Linked DNA regions of Homo sapiens: region 1 is linked to region 2. Evidence: read pairs that join two places in POLR2A ChIA-PET (ENCODE). Cell type or tissue: K562. All regions are shown on one strand. Each heading gives the region's core, and the rest is flanking DNA. Links, peaks and the distances in the headings are about the cores only.

Region 1 (7,682 bases), core at 1,809-5,808, 1.1 Mb after region 2:
GTCTCCATTTTGCCAGACTTGTTTCATCTGTTTCAGTCTCCCTAAACATTTATGTTTGTACAGGAAAAACTGGATAAATACCTAATTCTCCACCCCACCTCCCATTTTAAGTCACTTTTCAAAATAATGAGTCAGTGACCTGGTAACTTATACACTTTAGTGACCAATAGTTTTTTTTTTTCTAAATATCGTCATGAACTCATAGATTATTGTTTGCATTTGATGTATTTCAGGCCATTGCAGTCATTATTTATTAATTGTTTTGGATGCTTACTGCTTACATTGTCTTATCTAGGTTAATAATTATCCCTTCAAGTTGACTCTCATGTCTTCTTGATATGATCCTGTTGGACTTTGTTGGCTTCCTTGCTTTCTGACAAAAAAGATGTTCCAGGATCTGTATACTGCACTATGCATGGAGTCAGCCATTTCTCTAGGGGGCCTTGATTCCTTTTAGTAGAGAACACAGTTTGGGCTCTTGGACTGAATCACTTTTGTGAACCTCCTCGCCTGCATCCCTTCTTACAGCCAGTATGCTCTTGCTGGGCATCAGCAGATCTCCTAAAAGTGCCAAGTAGTTCTGCCTCACTCTTACAAAGACTCATCTCCTGAGAGTTTTGTGCTCTACCCCAGATGCGGTCTTTCTAGTTCTGAAGCTTTTGCTCCAGTCACCCTGAATTTTGCCAGCCCTATGCATGTCGTACCTTGGATTGCCACCCCACCCTCACTGGAGCCAATTTCTCCGGTTAGAATAGTTGCCCCTATTCTAATACTCTAATAAACAAGTTACCTTGTAGAGTATTAGTTGCCTAATACTTCAGTAAACAAGGTTCTACCTGGGCTTAGTTAACTTTTGCTCCTTTGGGCCCTGTGTTCTACCAGCATTCCATTTATCTGAAACCCTCCCTCACCTCCTCAAGATCTTAATCTGTTCTTTAATGATTTACTGCTGCTTCCTGGGTTCTAAAGAACCCAGTTCAGAAGTTCCTGTTTTAGTTTGAGATCTTATAGGCCTGTCCATCAGGTTGCTATCATCCCAGCTAGGATTAGGCAGAATTGGGTGGGGGTTGTAGTGCATTTTTTGGCACAGCATGTACCTGGCTGACTAATTCTCTGTCTTTTCTTTCCTATTGTAATTCATGGGTCTCAGCATTTTCTGAATGCTGTTTAGCAGGTCATCCTGTTGATTTCCTGCTAGGGAGGAGCATACTCTGGCTCTGTACCATTGATTGGCAAAGGGACTTAAGGATAGATGATGGGCAGCAGTTTTGTTAAATGGAACAATATGAAGAGATGGCATTATAAAAAAGGCTGGGCAGCAGGGCCCATTTGAATGGTTGGTCCTTGGCTCCCATGTTGATACAGGCGGATCCTTGATGGGAATTTGGAATGATCCCAAATATTGTAGATCACTGGTGCATCAAGTCATCGTCAGGGTTGTCTGTGTAACAATCTTGAGTGAAGTTTTGTGAATCTCTGGAGATTCTCTGTATAGGGTTTAATCATTTAATTATTCTAGTTGAACCTGTTTAGTTTCTTTGCAAGGAGATAAGAAATGTGAAAGAGATGTAGACACTAGGGAAAAAGCCAGGAGCCTTGTTTCCCACCCACTTCTTGGGTTCTGGAACTGGGCTTATAGTTGAGTAGTGAGGAGTGGGCTCAAGTGCATTAATCCTGGATCTAGCTCTGCTTTGTGCTCACTCCAGTTCTTGTGTCAAATTCACTTCAAGCCACTCAGAGTAGTATGTAGAGGGGTCATTCAGGACTGTGCTTATACTTCATTATATCAAACGGGAGATCCAGTAATTTATAGCCTATTATTTCTGGAGTCTGGAGATGGCTCCACATAAGCTTTGTGGAAGCAGATTTTATTACATTAGAAGAGAACCTGGCTGGCTGCATTCAACACTGGTAGCTTTTAGATGCTAATAAGAAGGTCATGTAATAAAGGTCACAGAGTGACTCTGGAACCCATTTCCCCAACCCAAGAAAGAATAACGACATTCTAGGTTGGCCTCTTTTCATTTCCCTTTGATTTTGAGTAATAACTTCCCTCCTTACTTCCCAGCTGAACAATTTGGGAGTCTGTATTCCCTAGAAAGACTCTGTTCACATACCCATCAGATTAAATTAGGTGAGAACTCTTTGGCCTTAATGAATGTTGAAGGATTTCAAAGGGCTAATGGAAATTCTTCCAAAAGTAGCAATTCCCATTCTATTGGTGAGACCATTCTGAAGAAATTTCCTGAATCTCTTAGATTATTTTATACAGCAAAACAGTCAGCATTGTGTTCTCTTTGCTAATAGATGACAAGGAGAATGTAGACACTTGGAATCTATGGAGAATCCCTAAGTTGCATTTTAGGCTGCATGTTAGGTCTCCTTTCCTAACCCTTTTACAAGTCGATCAGTGTGAAACAGCATGATAGATTTGCATGACTTCTCTCCCTGCCTCCTCCCTCCATTCTTTTTTTTTTTTTTTTTTTTGAGACAGAGTCTCGTTCTGTCACCCAGGCTGGAGTGCATGGCGCGATCTCGGCTCACTGCAACCTCTGCCTCCCGGGTTCACGCCATTCTCCTGGCTCAGCCTCCACAGTAGCTGGGACTACAGGCGCCCGCCACCACGCCCAGCTAATTTTTTATATTTTTAGTAGAGACGATGTTTCACGATGTTTGACTGTGTTAGCCAGGATGGTCTCGATCTCCTGACCTCGTGATCCACCCACCTGGGCCTCCCCAAGTGCTGGGATTACAGGTGTGAGCCACCGCGCCCGGCCCCTCCATTCTTATGGAAAGTAGTGAGTGACTGCCTGCCAGGTAAAATCTTGGTGACAAAATCCAAAGTCAGATTCAGAGTTATAAACATAGCCCCCACCCAAGTAACTTCCAAAGAAAAGAAAGAGGCTGGGTGTGGTGGCTCACACCTGTAATCCCAGCACTTTGGGAGGCTGAGGCAGGTGGATCACGAGGTCGGGAGTTCGAGACCAGCCTTGCCAGCATGGTGAAACCCCATCTGTACTAAAAATACAAAAATTAGCCAGATGTGGTGGTGCTTGCCTATAATCCCAGCTACTCGGGAGGCTGAGGCAGGAGAATTGCTTGAATCCAGGAGGTGGAGGTTTCAGTGAGTGGAGATCATGCCACTGTACTCCAGCCTGGGCAACAGAGCAAGACTGTGCCTCGGTGGGGGGAAAAAAAAAAAAGGAAAGAGTTGTGCAAAATCTTGCTTCATTGCTTTTAAATTGGGTACTTACTGAGTTACTGCATTAGATTTGTGCATTGTGCTAGTTGTTGTACTAATGTTGATTGATTTCATTCTCCATTTATGGAACACCAACAGTGTTCCTGGTACTGTGCTGACCACTTGAGATAAAAAGATAAATAGGAGTTGGTCCTTGCCACTTAGAGCTCACAGTCTACTACTGGGAGAGTGTGGGAAGGTGCGATAAGAACTGTAGTGATCTTGCCACATAATTTGCATTTGTATCTTAAAGCCAGTGGGGAGTCATGGAAATACTTTAAGCAGGAGAGTGACATGATTCAATGATTCATTTGTATTTTATTTTTTCTTTTGAGATGGAGTCTCGCTGTGTCACCCAGGCTCCCAGGCTGGAGTGCAGTGACAGGATCTCAGCTTACTGTAAACTCTGCCTTCCGAGTTCAAGTGATTCTCCTGTCTCAGCCTCCTGAGTATCTGGGATTACAGGCATGCACCACCACACCTAGCTAATTTTTGTATTTTTGGTAGAGATGAGGATTCACCATGCTGGCCAGGCTGGTCTTGAACTCCTGATGTCAGGTGATCCATCCACCTCGGCCTCCCAGAGTGTTGGGATTACAGGCATGAGTCACTGTTACTAGCCCACTTTTTCTAGTTTTTGAGACAGAGTCTTGTTCTGTTGCCCAGGCTTGAATGCAGTGGTGCGATCATAGCTCATTGTAACCTCAGACTCCTGGGCTCAGTGATCCTCTTGCCTCAGCCACTCAAGTAGTAGGGTCTATAGGTGTGCACCACCATACAGTACAATTTTTTTTTTTTTGAGTCAGGGTCTCCCTCTATCCCAGGCTGGGGTGCAGTGGTGTGATCATGGCTCACTGCAGCCTCCTGGGTTCACGTGATCCTCTCACTTCAGTCTCCCAAGGTGCTGTGATTACAGGCGTGAGCCACCGTATTTGGCCCCATTTGTATTTTTGAAAGATCACTAGTGGTAGTGAGGATACCAGTGAGTTGGAGGGAGTGAGACTAGAGGCAATAACAGTTTAGATAACAGATATTTTTTGAGCCCCTGCTAAGTGCCAGGCACAGATCTAGGTGCTGGGAACTTAGGGGAGAATGAGTAAGACAGTCTCTGTTCTCGGGGAGCTTCTGTTCTAGTGGTGGTATGCTGGTGGGGAAGCAGACTATATACATGCCACAAATTATATTTTTTCAGATGGTGATAAGTAATTTGATGAAAATAAATAGAGCTATGGGAGTTAGAATGTTTGAGCATTGGGATGGGTACTGACCTATTGGGGTGGGCAGTGAAGACCTCTCTGAGGAGGTGACATTTGAGGTGAGGCAGCTCAAAGAAGATCTGGGCAAGAGTGGTTTGTGATGGGTAGGACATCAAGTGCAGAGACCTGAGATGTGAACGGACTTGGCACGGTGTTTAAGCACCATAAAGATGGTCAGGGTGGCTGGAGCATAGTGGAGCCTGGAGGAGCAAGTAATACTCAGATGAGGATGGAGCACCTTCTAGGCCATGGAAAGGATTCTGGATTAATTCCAATGGAGTAAGAAGCATTGTGATTAAATCAGGTGTTGGCAAACTGCGGCCTATGGGTCAAATCTGGCCTGGTGCCTATTTTTATGACTAAACCACATTGGAACACAGTATCACCCGTGGATGTACATATTGTCCATGGCTGTTTTTAATGTTACAAGAGCAGACTTGAGTAGTTTCAACAGAGCACATATGGCCCAGAAGCCTAAAATATTTACTATCTGGTTTGTATAGAAAAAGTGTACTGACCCCTGAATTAAATGATCTAATTTAAATTTTGAGGAGGTATGGTTTAGGGAATGAATGATAAGAGACATGGCTCACGCCTGTAATCCTAACACTTTGGGAGGGTGAGGTGGGTGGATCACGAGGTCAGCAGTTCGAGACCAGCCTGGCCACCATGGTGAAATCCCGTCTTTACTAAAAATACAAAAATTAACCAGGTGTGGTGGTGCGTAGCTGTAATCCCAGCTACTTGGGAGGCTGAGGCAGGAGAATGGCATGAACCTGGGAGGCGGAAGTTGCAGTGAGCTGAGATGACGCCACTGTACTCCAGCCTGGGCAACAGAGCAACACTCCATCTCAGGAAAAAAAAAAGAAAGAAAGAAAGAAAAAAATAAGTAATTGTTGAGCCACCAGAAAACAAAGATCACACTGTTTTTATTCTGTTTAAAAACAGAATAAATGCTTTATACTCGTTAAATACTGTTGAATGAGTGATGAGATGCTGAATAGGGAGTGCCAGTGAATATGAAAGGGAAGTGAGGTTTTGAGAGATATTTAGGAGATAAAATATCAGGACAGCTTATTGTTGACACGGTGAATAGAAATAGTAGTAGGGCAGAAGGAGGACTGTAGGATGCCCTTCAGGTTTCTGGTTCACGTATCTTAGGTGCATGGCAGTGCCATTTATTGAGACAGGGAAAGTGGAGATACAGAGAACACACGTTGCCAGAGAGAAGGAATTCACCTTTGGACACACGATGCTCAGGACATCCAGGTAGAGATGTCTAAAAGGTAGTTGGAAAGACAGAGCTGAGCGGCATCATATCCAGAATCATGGTCACCAGAATTCCAGAGTCATCAGCTAGTGTGGGCTCTCCTAAAAAGCGTGTATGGTGAGGAGGGCAGGGATAGGTCTCATGTGGCATTCATTTCCAATACATTTTGGCTCTAGAGAGGAGGCAAAGATAAACTAGCTGTATGGACAGTTTGCATCAGTCAGTCAGGTCATCCCATGACCATGGAATGTTTTTTCTGCAGAAGCTGATGGTCTCAAATGAAGGCTTGCCTTACCTGTTCCTCTGGCTGCCAACCTCTTTCTCTTAGTTGGGTTGACTGGGGCAGACGTGGAGGCTTCTTCCCTCCTAGACTCCCAGCTAACATTGGAACATTTGTGGCCTTTTAACTCTGTAGGTGACTCAAATTTGCATTTATCTTTTTATTTTATTTTATTTATTTATTTTTTTTGAGATGGAGTCTTGCTCTGTCACCCGGACTGGAGTGCAGTGTTGCGATCTCAGCCCACCGCAAGCTCCACCTCCCAGGTTCATGCCATTCTCCTGCCTCAGCCTCCCGAGTAGCTGGGACTATAGATGCCCGCCACCACGCCTGGCTAATTTTTTGTATTTTTAGTAGAGATGGGGTTTCACTGTGTTAGCCAGGATGGTCGTGATCCGCCCGCCTCAGCCTCCCAAAGTGCTGGGATTACAGGCATGAGCCACCATGCCTGGCCTATCTTTTTAAGAGACAAGGTCTCATCCTGTTTTCTGGGCTGGAGTTGAGTGGCCCAGTTGTAGCTCACTGCAGCCTCAACCCTCTAGGCTCAAGTGATCCTCCCACCTCAGCCTCCCAAGTAAGTGTGGGATCACAAGTATATGCCACCAAGCCCAGCTAATTTTTTATTTTTTTTTGTGGAGACAGTGTCTCCCCCATGTTGTCCAGGCTGGTCTCGAACTCCTGAACTCAACTGATCTTCTTACCTTGGCTTTCCAAAGGGCTGGGATTGCCAAATACTGTGGCTCATGCCTATAATCCCACCACTTTGGGAGGCCAAGGCAGGTGGATCACTTGAGCTCAGAGTTCGACACCAGCCTGGGCAGCATGGTGAAACCCTGTCTCTACTAAAAATACAAAAAATTAGCCAGGCGTGTCGGCATGTGTCTGCAGTTCCAGCTACTCAGGAGATTGAGGCAGGAGAATTGCTTGAACCTGGAGGCGGAGGTTGCAGTGAACTGGGATTACACCACTGCACTCCAGCCTGGGTGACAGAGTGAGACTCCAACTCAAAAAAAAAAAAGAAAAAGTGCTGGGATTACAGGCGTGAGCCAACATGTTTGCATTTATCTAGTTGAAGCTACGAGGAGGTAGGAGGGCCTAGTTGTCCTTGGTGTTTTGACGTAAGGGCTAGACAGTGGATTGATTTTATTAAATATTGCTAAATATTAATAAATTTATTAAATCCATTAAATATTGTTAAATATTAATACATTTATTAAATTTATTAAATATTAAGTATTATTAAATTTATTAAGTATTACAGGTTCTTTTACACCACAAAGCTAGATAAACCCTTTACCAGCCCTGAATAATGGCTTCCCCTTTCTTTTTTCCTTTGTTCTTTTTGTCTGGGGAAGGGGGACCACAGAAGTATTTAATAAAATAGCACTTGTGGCCAGGTGCGGTGGCTCATGCCACCCCAGCACTTTGGGAGGCTGAGGTGGGCGGATCACCTGAGGTCAGGAGTTGGAGACCAGCCTGGCCAACATGGTGAAACCCCATCTCTACTAAAAATACAAAAAATTAGCCAGGCGTTGTGGCGGGTCCTGTAGTTCCAACTACTTGAGAGGCTGAGGCAGGAGAATCGCTTGAACCGGGAGGTGGAGGTTGCATTGAGCCGAGATCATGCCATTGCAC
Region 2 (7,682 bases), core at 1,227-5,226:
CAGCTTTATTTGTGACTGCCCAACACAAGAAAAAACCCAAATATTCACCAACAGATAAATAGCTAAACAAATTGTGGTATATCCCTACGATGGAACACTACTCAGTAATAAAAAGAAATGAATTACTGATACATGCTACAACATGGATAAATATTTTAAAAAATATACCAATAGGGCTGGGCGCGGTGGCTCATGCCTGTAATCCCAGTACTTTGGGAGGCTGAGGCAGGTGGATCACGAGATCAGGAGATTGAGACCATCCTGGCTAACACGGTGAAACCCCGTCTCTACTAAAAATACAAAAAATTAGCTGGGCACGGTGGCACATGCCTGTAGTCCCAGCCACTCAGGAGGCTGAGGCAGGCGAATCGCTTGAACCCAGGGGGCAGAGGTTGCAGTGGGCCAAGATTGCGCCACTGCACTCCAGCCTGGGGGACAGAGCAAGACTCAGTCTCAAAAAAAAAAAAAATTATACCGATGGAAGGCCAGGCACGGTGGCTCACACCTGTAATCCCAGCACTTTGGGAGGCCAAGGCAGGCAGATTACCTGAGGTCAGCAGTGACCAGCCCAACCAACATGGTGAAACCCTGTCTCTACTAAAAATACAAAATTATCTGGGCATGGTGGCGCATGCTTGTAATCCCAGCTACTCAGGAAGCTGAGGCAGGAGAATCACTTGAACCCGGAAGGCAGATGTTGCAGTGAGCTGAGATTGCGCTACTGCACTGCAGCCTGGGCAACAGGAGCGAAACTCCATCTCAAAAAAAAAAAATTATACCGATGGAAAGAAGCCAGACACAAGAGCACATACTGTTTCAGTTATATGAAACACTAGAAAATACAAATGCCCTAACAACAAAGATCAGATCAGTAGGGCTGGGGGTTGGGACGGGGCTGACTGGAAAGAGGCCCTAGGAACCTTCTGGGTGATGGAAATGTTATTGTGATGATTACAAGTATGAATAAATTTGTCAAAATTCATCAAAATGCACACTTAAAGAGTGTATTTTATTACATTTAATTATATAGCAATAAAACACTGGCTTTAAAAAAGTCTCTGATAAGAGGCTGGTCTAGGCAAACTTGAGGATCCCTTCCACCCTAATTCTAGCCCAAATATTTTCTTTTTTTTTCTTTTTTTCTTTTTTTTTTCCTGAGATGGAGTCTCACTCTTGTCGCCCAGGCTGGAGTGCAGTGGCGCGATCTTAGCTCACTGCAATTTCCACCTCCCAGGTTCAAGCAATTCACCTGCCTCAGCCTCCTGAGAGCTGGCATTATAGGCACACACCACCATGCCCAGCTAATTTTTTGTATTTTTAGTAGACAGGGTTTCACCATGCTGGCCAGGCTGGTCTTGAACTCCTGACCTCAGGTGATCTGCTCGCCTCAGCCTCCCAAAGTGCTGGGATTACAGGTGTGAACCACCATGCCCAGCTAGTCCAAGTATTTTCTTAAAAATAAAATAAAACAAGGCCGGGCATGGGGGCTCACCCCTGTAATCCCAGTACTTTGGGAGGCCGAGGTGAGAGGATTGATTGAGCCCAGGTGTTTGAGACCAGCCTGGGCAACATAGTGAGACGTCATCTGTACAAAAAATAAAATAAATGAGCCAGGCATGGTGGTGCATACTTGTAGTCCCAGCTACTTGGGAGGCTGAGGGGAGGATCACTTGAGCTCAGGAGTTTGCGACTGCAATAAGCTATGATTGCACCACTGCACTCCAGCCTGGGTGACCAAGTGAGACCCTGTCTCTTAAAACAAAAAAGAAAAGAAGGAAGGTAGGTATCAGGCATATATTAAATCATCTGAAAATTTTAAAAAGTCCTGATTACTTTGTTTCACCGACATGAAAGTGACAGGACTATGGTCATGATATTGAAAACCTACCTGGCACTGTAATACAGGAATATTGGATTTTATTATTTTCCTCCCTGATTCTCATTCCAATATCAGTCATCAAATATTTAAAAAGTAATAATATGCAAACATACGTAAAGAAAATATAGTGGCCAGGTACAGTGGCTCATGCCTGTAATCCCAGCACTTTGGGAGGCTGAGGCGGTGGATCGCTTGAGGCCAGGAGTTTGAGACAAACCTGGCTAACATGGTGAAACCCTGTCTCTACTACAAATATAAAAATTAGCTGGGCATGATGGCATGCGTCCAGCTACTCGGGAGGCTGAGGCAGGAGAATCCCTTGAACCCCGTAGAGGGAGGTTGCAGTGAGCCAAGATCGCGCCACTGCACTTCAGCCTGGGCGACAGAATGAGACGGTCTCAGAAAAGAAAGAAAAGAAAAGAAGAGAAAAAAAGAAAAAGATAGTAAATACATTTAATGAATGAAAGCATGATTAACTTAATTCCCAACTTGAAGTTGTATCGTTATTAACAATGTACCTGGTAAGTACTTATTTTAAAATTCTAATTCTAATTCTAATGGGAAAGGAGACGACAAAGTCGGACACTTCAACTCTGAGTTTGGGATGGCCCCAATTTTGCACTGAGAGTGCTCCTGCGCAGGACTGCATCATTCATTCATGCTGTTTGGAAACAGGCAGCTGCTGAGAGATTAGACAGTGAAGCTACCCCAAAAAATAAATCAATGAAAAGAAAGCCTGGAGATTCTAGGAAATGATCTGCCTATGCGACTAAGCAGAATAAATGTAGACTCAGACAGGAAGCCTGGAAGAGGAAAAGGAAAGTCGGCGAAATCAGAAAGTTGGGCACAGGGAAGGCACAAGGCAGGGACTTACCCTGCGTCCTGGGCCTCCGGGGCTCCTGCGGCTGCAACTTTCTGGCTGCAGGGGGCCAGGGCCGGCTCCGACGCTCAGGCGAGCAGTTCCCAGGGAGGTGAGCTGTGCAGACCGGCAGGGCCTCCACTGAACACTCTCCTGAGATCTGCTGATAAGCGGGGTGGCTTCTGATCAGTTCTGAAAGTGCCTCCGTAAACTGGAGACACCAGATCTCTGCTCTGCAAAGCCGGGCTGGGAGGACGCCTTGGCCCCGCCCCAGGGTAGGGGCTCCGCGAGCCTGCCCCCTCCTCCTCCGGGGGCTCAGCGCCTGCAGACGGAGAGGTGCACCGTGCGGAGTACGCTTTCTCGGAAAGCCGCGCCCTGTGGCACCTTTGCTTTGCAGAGGAGGAACAAAAGAGCTCCTGGACCTTCAGAAGCTGCTCTGCGCTGCCGCCACCGCCACTTGGGATAAGAGTAGGTGAGGGAAGCAAGGGACCGCGGCACTGATTCTGCAATTAATGAAATCCCCGTGGGGGTCCTCTTTTGAAATCCAGGTTTGACCTATTTGGCCTATTTTTAATTTTTATTATGTTTTTAAATAGAGATTGGGGGGGGGGGGTTCTCACTGTGTTTCCCAGGCTGTGCTCGAACTCATGGGCTGAAGCGATCCTCCCTCCTCAGCCTCCCAAAGTGTTGGGATTACAGGTGTGAGCTACTGCGCCCAGCCTATTTCTTTCTGTTTCAAAAATTTCTGGCCCGGCGCAGTGGCTCAAGCCTGTAATCCCAGCACTTTGGGAGACCGACACAGGTGGATACCTGAGGTCAGGAGTTTCAGACCAGCCTGGACAACATGGCAAAACTCCGTCTCTAACAAAAATGCAAAAATTAGCGGGGCATGGTGGCGCATGCCTGTAGTCCTAGCTACTTGGGATGCCAAGGCAGGAGAATTGCTTGAACCTGGGAAGAGGAGGTTGCAGTGAGCCAAGATCATGCCACTGCACTACAGCCTGGGCAACAGAGTAAGACTCCCTCTCAAAAAAAAAAAAAAATTTATCCCATGTGTCACTTGCCCAGCTCCTTGTATGTTAACTACAACAAATAAGAGGTGTTTCCCCCAAACATTTACCACTGGCGTTAGCTGGGTGGAGCTGGGCATCAAGGTCCACTCTAAAACACAACCTGAAACCTCAGAGGCTGACAGTCTGCACTCCAGGCTCACTCTAAGTTGCTCACCCACACAGAGGATGCAATCCCTGGGGCAGGACACATGGTCACAGCATCCCTGCCCTTAGCTACAGGACCCTCCCCACCAAAACACAATCCTTTTTTTTTTTTTTTTTTGAGACCGAGTCTCCCTCTGTCACCCAGGCTGAAGTGCAGTGGTGCTCACTGCAACCTCCGCCTCCTGGGTTCAAGTGATTCTCCTGCCTCAGCCTCCCTAGTAGCTGGGATTACAAGTGCATGCCACCACGCTCAGCTAATTTTTGTATTTTTAGTAGAGACAGCGTTTCACCATGTTGGCCAGGCTGGTCTCGAACTCCTGACCTCAAGTGATCTGGCCACCTTGGCCTCCCAAACTGCTGGGATTACAGGCATGAGCCACTGTGCCTAGTCACCAAAACACAATTCTATCCGGTAACAAGAGGCCTGATGCTCTTGGATTGGATGTGCCCTATATTCAATACTTCCAGATTTTGAGGCCAGGCTCGGTGCTCCCGCCTGTAATCCCAGCACTTTGGGAGACCAAGGCAGGAGGATTGCTTGAGCCTAGGAATTTGAGACCAGCCTGGGCAACAAAGTAAGGCCCTGTCTTTATTATAAAACTAAATAAATAATATTTCCAGATTTTATTAGTAAGAAAATGGTTGCAAGTTTTTGGGGACATCCAGTTTAATATCTGCCAGTGAGGCAGAAAATTTAAAAATAAATATGCATTCATTCACTTCAAGAAAAGTAGCAGGCAAGGCAAAGGTTAAAAGGAAAAGAAACAAGTTTTCCTCTGCTTAGCAGCTCACTTAAAGGACAGTTATAAAATAACGCTGTCCGAAAAGCCAAGACCAAAGGAACAGGCTCCAGACACCTCTCCCTCTTCCAGAGCAAGGTTGAAAGAAAAAAAAAGGAGAAAGACAAATTACTTTACTGTTACTCTCCTTTCTCTAGCTTTTTTTTGTTTTTTGTTTTTGTTTTTGTTTTTTTTTGAGACAGAGTCTCACTCTGTTGCCCAGGCTGGAGTGCAATGAATGGGATGATCTTGGCTCACTGCAACCTCCGCCTCCCGGGTCCAAGCGATTCTCCTGCCTCAGCCTCCCAAGTAGCTGGGATTACAGGCATGTGCCACCATGCCCGGCTATTTTTTTTGTACTTTTTTAGTAGAAACAGGGTGTCATCATTGGCTGGACTGGTCTGGAACTCCTGACCTCAAGCGATCCACTGCCTCGGCCTCCCAAAGTGCTGGGATTACAGGTGTGAGCCACTGTGCCCAGCCACTCCTTTCCCTAGCCTCTTAAGCGTGACTGTGTTTTACAAATGTCTGTATTTAGCCAGTTCTTGTTTTTCTTTCGATGCAGCTACAAGGCCACCAGCTATGCAAGGCCACAAGTTATGCACTATATGATTAACTGCCTTTGTTTTGCTTTTGTAAGCCTGCTTATAAACCCCCCACCTCTGTCTTTGTTCTAGGCTCAGCTTTTTAGATGTGAATCCACTGAGCCAGTGCTTACCTTAAAATGAATATCTTCCTGTGTTCCCATATCAGTATCTCTGTTCCTCAGTTTACCATAACACCAAGTCTGTGGGAAGTGGTTCTGATAAAGGATTCAGAGGATGAATTCTGATATTTTGAAATAATGAGATTAAAAAATTATACAATTCATGGTGGGGTTCCTAATAGGGGTCTGAAATAACAATCTAGTCAAGAACCTGTATATATTTTGCTTTTGTTCTCTGTCACCCAGGCTGGAGTGCAGTGGAGCAATCTTGCAACCTCTGCCTCCCAGGTTCAAGCAATTCTTCTGCCTCAGCCACCCAAGTAGCTGGGATTACAGACGTACACCCATGCCTGGCTAATTTTTGTATTTTTAGTAGAGATGGGGTTTCACCATGTTGGCCAGGCTGGTCTCAAACTCCTGACTTCAAGTGATCTGCCCACCTCAGCTTCCCAAAGCTCTGGGATTACAGGCATGAGCCACTGTGCCCAGCCTGAAGTAGTTTTTTTAAAAGCATAATAAAGGAAACAAAATGTTAAACACCAAATGTTTGTATCTAAGTGTAAGTTGTAACTGAGAAGTTGTTTTGAGGGGAAAAGAAACTCAAGTATGTAAATGTGGATGGCTAGAAGAGTTACCTATTATTTGTATTTCATAAATGTTTAATATTAAATAGATTTCAGATAAAATATTTATATTTACCAAAATCTTGCTGGGTGTGGTGGTGCATACCTATAGTCCTAGCTACTTGGGAAGCTGAGGCAGGAGGATCATTTGAGCCCAGGAGTTCCAGGTTACAGTGAGCCGTCATCATGCCACTGTACTCCAGCCTGGGTAAAAAAGCGAGCCCTTGCCTCCAAAAAATTAATTAGTTAATTAATTAAAATAAAATCTGTTACCTCTTCATGGTCCTGGAATCCACCTCACACTCACACCTGTATTAATACTTGTGGGCATGAGATGGCAGTATTGTAGACGCTGTTTTGCTAAAGCATATCACATTAAAAATATATATATATAGTTGCCTAGAAGACACTAATGAGTGGTCACATATAGTGTAACAACCAGGAGGTAATCTTGCCAGACAAGGCAAAACTATGAAACAGATTAAAATATGCTTCATTAGGCTGGGCGGAGTGGCTCACGCCTGTAATCCCAGAACTTTGGGAGTCCGAGGTGGGAGGATCACCTGAGGTCAGGAGTTCGAGGCCAGCCTGGCCAACATGGCAAAACCCTGTCTCTACTAAAAATACAAAAAGTAGCCGAGCCTGGTGGCGGGCGCCTGTAATCCCAGCTACTCAGGAGGCTGAGGCAGGAGAATCACTTGAACCCAGGAGGCAGAGGTTGCAGTGAACCGAGATTGCGCCACTGCACTCCAGCCTGGGTGACAGAGCCAGATTCTCTAAAAAAAAAAACAAAAAAAGTTTAATTGCTGTTCTTACTGGAATAATAGCACATGTGAACCAAATACAATACAGCAAAATGAAGCCATAATAAAAATATTAGCAATTTATTTTGCAAAGTTTTTAATCACAATTGGTTAGTCAAAAGTAATGCACGTCATACTACTGTTCCTGAAGCTTCGAACTGCTGGGCTCAAGCAATCTTCCTGCCTCAGCCATCTAAGTAGCTGGGACCACAGGTGTGTGCCACCATGCCAGGCTGGTTTTTTATGTTTAGTAGAGCCTGGGTCTCATTATGTTGCCAAGACTGGTCTCCAACTCCTGGGCTCAAGCCCAAGTGTGATCCGCCTTACCCGGCTCTGAAAGGTTTTCTACAGATCACATTTTTTAAGCTAACAAATTTTCTTTTAATTTTTCTTTTTCTTTTTTTTTTTTTTTTAGACGGAGTCTCTCTGTGTTGCCCAGGCTGGAGTGCAGTGGCGTGATCTCGGCTGACTGCAACCTCTGCCTCCTGGGTTCAAGTGATTCTCCTGCCTCAATCTCCCAAGTAACTGGGATTACAGGCAGGCACCACCATGCCCAGCTAATTTTTGTGTTTTTAGTAGAGACGGGGGTTTCACCAGGTAGGACGGGCTGGTCTCAAACCCCTGGCCTCAGGTGATCTGCTCACCTCAGTCTCCCAAAGTGCTGGGATGACAGGAGTGAGCCACCGTGCCCAGCCACAAATTTTCTAATGGCTAATTGTGTTAGAATCATGTACTCCTTTTTAAAAAGTTATTCACTGATAATGGCCTTCTAAAGTATAGTAAATTGGAACGAACACTCCGGAAAACAATATGGTG

The links. Peaks named below come from ENCODE experiments on the same cell type or tissue, not always from the same donor. Only the 100,000 strongest peaks of a DNase experiment are listed, where the experiment ranks them.
Region 1: POLR2A ChIA-PET joins it to region 2 with 5 read pairs; 2 of 35 experiments call an interaction of 5 or more read pairs at or near these places.

Annotation. Positions count from the first base shown.
Region 1 is chr7:66,866,434-66,874,115 of GRCh38, forward strand. It overlaps the pseudogene GTF2IP23. Among named protein-coding and RNA genes, the nearest start is that of LINC02604, 34 kb to the right of the region's middle. In K562, for the core only: no CTCF peak of the experiment used is centred there; a DNase peak (open chromatin) is centred at 3,438.
Region 2 is chr7:65,728,815-65,736,496 of GRCh38, forward strand. All of the region lies in intron 2 of LINC03006 (long intergenic non-protein coding RNA 3006), which reads right to left. Among named protein-coding and RNA genes, the nearest start is that of SNORA22, 23 kb to the right of the region's middle. In K562, for the core only: a CTCF peak has its summit at 2,826; a DNase peak (open chromatin) is centred at 2,857; H3K4me3 peaks cover 714 bases.